Linked DNA regions of Homo sapiens: region 2 is linked to region 1. A link is a contact called in ENCODE POLR2A ChIA-PET data. All regions are on one chromosome and are shown on one strand. The core of a region is the stretch at or near the end of the contact, and the rest is flanking DNA. Distances in the headings are between cores, read along the strand shown.

Evidence for each region. ChIA-PET counts read pairs that join two places held with the same protein, here RNA polymerase II (POLR2A).
Region 2: POLR2A ChIA-PET joins it to region 1 with 13 read pairs in activated CD4-positive, alpha-beta T cell. The contact joins two enhancer-like sites. POLR2A ChIA-PET finds 5 or more read pairs at or near these places in 3 of 52 experiments (WTC11, activated CD4-positive, alpha-beta T cell and activated T-cell).

Annotation. Positions count from the first base shown.
Region 1 is chr6:161,374,024-161,377,074 of GRCh38, forward strand. All of the region lies in intron 10 of PRKN (parkin RBR E3 ubiquitin protein ligase), which reads right to left. Among named protein-coding and RNA genes, the nearest start is that of AGPAT4, 100 kb to the left of the region's middle. RefSeq lists an enhancer at 1,154-1,694. Within about 2 kb of position 1,613, at least 11 of the 41 ENCODE cell types and tissues checked have a DNase peak (open chromatin) inside an H3K27ac peak, as active enhancers do.
Region 2 is chr6:161,411,870-161,414,920 of GRCh38, forward strand. The region is part of intron 9 of PRKN (parkin RBR E3 ubiquitin protein ligase); the gene reads right to left. Among named protein-coding and RNA genes, the nearest start is that of AGPAT4, 140 kb to the left of the region's middle. Within about 2 kb of position 1,567, at least 3 of the 41 ENCODE cell types and tissues checked have a DNase peak (open chromatin) inside an H3K27ac peak, as active enhancers do.

The sequences.
Region 1 (3,051 bases), core at 363-2,862:
GCATTTTCCTTAAGGGTTTAGCGCCATCTGGTGCATCAGAGGCGCACTGCAGCTGCTTCCCTCCTGATACTGAGTGGGGTGTGCAGAGAATTGCCAGGGGCGCTTTCCTTTGAGGAGCTCCAAATGCCCGTGGGGTATGCGGTGTGTATGTGAGTGGCGAGTGTGTGCAGTGTTATGTATCTGTGTGTGGTGTGTGTTCTGTGTGTATGTGTGTTGTGTATATGCGTATGCTGTATGTGCAGTGTGTGTGGTGTGTATGTATGTGTGTGTGGTATATGTGGTGCGCGTGTGTTGTGTGTGTAACGCATGGTGTGCATGTTATGTATATGTGTGCGCCGTGTGTGTTGTGTATGTGTGGTGTATGTGGATGTGGTGTGTATGTTTATGTGTGTGTGGTGCATATGTGTGGTGTGTGTGATGGGTGTGTGGTGCATATGGGTGGTGTGTGTGATGGGTGTGTGGTGTGTGTGGTGTGTGTGATGTATGTGTGGTGTGTGTAATGGGTGTGTGGTGCATGTGTGTGGTGTGTGATGTGTGTGTGGTGTGTGTAATGGGTGTGTGGTGCATGTGTGTGGTGTGTGTATGTGTGTATGTGTGTGGCATGTGTGATGTATGTGTGGTGTGTGTGTATGTGTGATGTGTGTTATATATGTGTGGTGTGTATGTGTGATGTGTGCGTTATGTTTATGTGTGTGGCATGTGTGACATATGTGTGGTGTGTGTGTGTGTGTGGTGTGTAGCTGTGACAATAAGTTTCTATAAAAATATTTTCCACATTGCGAACTTGTTCTAGCTGCTTGTTTATGGAGTCTAGTACACAGGGTATACAGGGTATAGACTTGCAAAGTCGGTTCAGAATTTACATTCAGACCTTTTTTACCAACTCTGCTGGGATCCTGAAACCCCTCTGGAATCCAAAAGCCTTCAGGACAGCATCATTTTCAGAGGAGGGTCCCATGTGTCAGGCCAGGCAGGCATCTGGTGGAGGCTGCACTGTGGCCGTGCAGAGGAAGACTCAGGGGACCCGCAGGCTGTGACCCCTACAGGTGAGTGAGCTCAGGGGACCCGCAGGCCGTGACCCCCACAGGTGAGCGAGCTCAGGGGACCCGCAGGCCATGCCCCTCAAGGCAGAACTCCTGGGGGTGGAGGGAACCCCCCGGGGGTGCTGAGGCTCCTGCAGAGGGAGGACGCCCCTGGCCGGAAGCTGCACCCCAGGGAAGTGCGTTGCAGAGCCTTGGTGCTCTGCCGTGCTGGAGTGACAGTCCAGAAGAGAAGAAGGGTTTCTGCAGTGCAGGAGAGCGCTTGGAGAGCCCCAGCCCCAGGTCTGCATGGTCAGGATCGGCCTCCAGGGGCAGGCGTGTGGTGTCACTGTGTGTGTACCCACGCAAGCATGCCTTCACTTGTCTTTCAATCCCAGTCAATCTTATCTTTCCTTTCCTCTCTCCACAGTGCCTGACAGTTTTAGCATTCAGCCTTAAAAACCCAAACCCCCAAGTTTCACCATTTTGTAATACTTTGCAACTTACAAACGGCGAAACACACACTCATTTCATTATTTATAGCTTGGTAGATCTTACTGGCTCTGTGTGGCAGGCGACGAAAAGGCTGTGAGCCTTTGAGCAACTTGCCTGGAAGAGGAGGAAATGAAACCGGGCCTTTGACGACCTGCCAAGGGCCATTTCTGCTGCCCCAGAGCAAACCTTCGCACACAAGCTGAGTGCCTTGGAAACGCACTGCAGAGGGGCGGGTGCTGTCCTGGCACTGACTCAGCTTTTCACAGCGCAAGGCCGAGCCCGAACGACGCGCTGGCTTTAATGGAGATCTGTCGCAGCCGTTCCATCCCATCTGCACATCCACTTAGGCGGCGGGTCCAGGGTCATGGATTCAAGAGAAGTGGCATCAAACCTGCTTTACTTAAACCAACAAGCAGTTCAGAAAATACACTCCCAAATAACCGGGGATCTAGATCTCCGGGAATAATAAATTACACCCATCTCCCAATACTGGGACTGCATTTGTGTGTGAAGGCAGTCAATGGCTGAGAGACGGCTCTGCGGTGAGATGCTGGGGCAAAATAGATCAAAAAAGATCTCAGCTCCCTGGAGCCACTGCTGCTTCAGTGTCCTCCACTGAGGGAGGTGCACCTCCTAGCCTCTCCTGGACTGTAACTCTGAAGGGGTGGGTGTGGGTGTGGGGAGCATGGATAAGGGGCAGTTCGTTGGAGATTGTCAGTCTTGCATCTTGATCGCTGGCTCCAGCCTGGATTCTCCTCTGAGGTGGTCTAGGCATCCACTCCTTTCCCCACTGAACCCCTAGCTGAGATGTCCACAATGAATGTGTGTCTCCCCGAACAACCTGCTTTTGTTTCTGTCTCCTCTTCCAGCCAATGGCACCACCATCGTTCTAAGCTAGACATTCATGCATCAACATTAACCCGTCTCCTCTCATCCTGTCTTCTAATCCACTGCCAAGTTCTGCAGATCCGACCTCAAGCCCATCCCCTCCTCTGTATTCCCTGGCCGGATTCCTGGTGCCTGGTGTGTCTCTGGTTTGGCCCTTTTAGGGGGTGCTCTGCTCTGCTCCCAGTCCCACCACCTTGGGACTGAGGTCACACCGTCACATCACGGCGATAGGGCAGCTCACGCCCAGTGGTGGAGGGTGGATGCGAAGGGCTCACCTCTAGCCTCCTACCTCTGGCTCCCCTCAGTCTTCTGTGGCAACCGCACTGCAGTGGGACTCCACCTCTGCCCAACCCTGCTTCCTTCTCTTCCTGAAGGTGCTGTTGAGAGCACCCCAAGACACTCCCTGCCTGCAAGTCTCAGAGCCTGTTCTCCTGGGAACCTATAACCTGTGGCACTTGGTGCCTGGATAGTCCTAGGAAGCAAACTCTAAAATGGAGTTAGAGCTGGAATCCCTCCCGCCAGTGGCCAAAGAGGAGCCTGTCACTGTTGGAAGAAAGTGCTGGAAGCTCTGAGTGGGGCCCCGAGGAGCAAAGGGCAGGGTCAGGCGGCATGCAAGCGCCCTGTCTCTGCGGCTGTGCACGCAGGCAGA
Region 2 (3,051 bases), core at 317-2,816, 38 kb after region 1:
TTCTTCATTCATTCCTTCCTCATTCATTCCTCCACTCACTCATTCCTCCACTCACTCACTCCTCCCTCACTCATTCCTCCACTCATTCATTCCTTCCTCACCCATTCCTTCCTCATTCATTCCTTCCTCACTCATTCCTCCACTCATTCATTCACTCATTCATTCCTCCACTCACTCATTCCTTCCTCATTCATTCCTCCATTCACTCATTCCTTCCTCACTCATTCCTCCACTCACTCATTCCTCCACTCACTCATTCCTTCACTCACTCATTCCTTCCTCACTATTCTTCCACTCACTCATTCCTTCCTCACTCATTCCTCCACTCACTCTTTCCTTCCTCACTCATTCCTTCCTTCCTCACTCATTCCTCCACTCACTCATTCCTCCTCTCACTTATTCCTTCACTCACTCATTCCTCCACTCATTCCTCTGCTCACTCATTCGTCCACTCACTCATTCCTTCACTCACTCATTCCTTTGTCACTTATTCCTCCACTCACTCATTCCTCCACTCACTCACTCCTTTCTCACGCATTCCTCCACTCACTCATTCCTTCCTCACTCATTCCTCCACTCACTCACTCCTTTCTCACGCATTCCTCCACTCACTCATTCCTTCCTCACTCATTCCTCCACTCACTCATTCCTTCCTCACTCGTTCCTCCACTCACTCATTCCTTCCTCACTCATTCCTCCGCTCATTCATTCCTCCGCTCACTCAGTCCTTTCTAACTTATTCCTCCACTCACTCATTCCTCGGCTCACTCATTCCTCCACTCACTCATTCCTTCCTCACTCATTCCTCCGCTCACTCATTCCTTTACTAACTCATTCCTTCCTCACTCATTCCTCCATTCTATAATTCCTTCACTCACTCATTCCTTCCTCACTCATTCCTTCACTCACTCATTCCTTCCTCACTCATTCCTTCACTCACTCATTCCTTCACTCACTCCTTCCTCACTCATTCCTCCACTCACTCATTCTTTCCTCACTCATTCCTCCACTCACTCATTCCTTCACTCACTCATTCCTTCCTCACTCATTCAGTCAGCAAGAGCTTATTAAGCAGCAGCTATGCACGTGTCCCTGTGGCCTGTGCTGGAGAAGGAACAGTAATCAGAGACAGGCTCTGTCTGCTCTTGCCTGCCTTCCTGACTGCTGGACTAGAATCTCGCAGGGATTGAGCTTTATTCTGGCAGCAAATTCAGCTCCTTTGGAAATTATATTACCTTTTCTGAACACCTAAATAACACCAGGAGGTCAAGTACGTGGAAGTCTGAGGGGCGGAGGAATGTGCATTTAGGGTCGTGGGACCCCTTCCCATTTATTTGTGGAAACCCACTGTCTCCCGGACACTGGCCTCCAGGGCACGGTCTGGAGGGTCTGTAAGACTCCCCGTGACATTCCTGTTCCTTGTTCCACTGCCAGGGTCCTGTCCTCCCTCCGCTTTCCCTTCACTTCCTGAGTCTCTTTCCATTAGAAGAAGAATTCATATACACATACTGCAGCAAAGGGAATGACAGCTGCAGCAGGTCGCCAGTGCATCAACACAGAGTAACCGAATACATCAGAGAGGACATAGGGATCTGGCCAGCTGGGAATGGAAGCCAAGTGGGCATGCTGCAGTGAGAACTGGGGGAGAAGGCCGGAACCTGGCGGGCTCATGTGGGCACGCTGGCCATGGTGGGATGGCAGCGTGGGCCAGGAAAGCCTGGGAACTGGGGGTGTTGGCATGAGATGAAGCTCACAGAGGCATGGGCTGCACCGGGTCCCAGGGACACCTGAGCACGTCTCAGGGCGCCTTCTGTTCACAGCTTCCCACAGGAGTCCAGCTGAGAAGGAAGCCACATGGCCATTCCTGAGAACAAGGATAATGCCACACAAATGAGATGTTCCAGCTCCCTAGCTCTGAGGAAGCTCATTCAAAAATGCAATTTTTAATTAAAAGGGAAACTTCCTGAGAGGACAGGGAGCATTTACAGCATGAAGTCAGGCAGGGTGAGCCTCACCCAGCTGCTGTTCCTTTCTCTTTCCTGCCTTCTGAAGAGGAGACTGTGGAAAGGGAAGCGAGGCAGAGGTGGCAGAAAGAGATGATAACTCCAGGAAGGAAGGGGTGCCTGAGAGAAGCAGCCAGGCAGAGCGGTGGGACGTGAAACTCCTCGACAGCACTGTGTCCTGGGCCGAGGTGGGGAGGGTCAGTGAGGGCAGGGTACTGGTGTCATTTTAATTCAGACTTCTCTCTTTCTTTGCTGCAAATGGCTCTCTGGAGCACAAACTCTCAACAAGGTGGAAACTCGACACTATGCTCTCAATCTCCATGCACAATTTTGCAGAAGAGGCTCTTTCCAGCATTTTCTCCCCAGATGTCAGAGCCGTGCACCCTTCTCCGGAAGGCTGGAGGGTGTTCAGCGTTGTTTGTCACAGGCAGCGGCCAGTCTCTGTGTTCTCGGGCGCTCTGTGTCAGGTCCTGGTATTTATTCCCAGATTCTGTTTAGATGCACCCGAGGCCCCAGGCAAAGGTTTCTGCCTGAGACAGTCCTTGGCCTCCAGCCACGGCTTCCGTGCCATGTCCCAAATGCAAAGTGCCACTCTCAAATGTTCTCTGATCTCCTGTTCGAAGCAAATAACAGAGTGCTAAAATCTTATTTAGAGGAGTCGTGGTAGAATTATTTATTCACTTCTAGCCTTTTGGCTGAGACTGTTTTGAAAAATAGAAAATGGCAGGTAATTCAGGTGTCACCCTTCAATGGCATGTGTTCTTCTTGATGTTTCACAGCTACTGCACATCTGATGAAGAGGATTTTTTTTAACTGAGTAAGGTCATCTTTTCCTGATGAAGCCCCAAAGTGCAAAAGGCATGAAAGGCACATTATGCTTCTCCACCAGAGGAGGGTCTCCGCAGGCAGGGCAGCCGCTGAACAGCACCGGGAGGGTCTGTAGTTGCCAGACTCTATTATTGTGGGCTATAAATTAAGAGGCTTCCGTTTCAAATACAAACTCTCTCATCAGTCACAGGAAATTAAATGCCTTTTGAAAGGGAGCTAG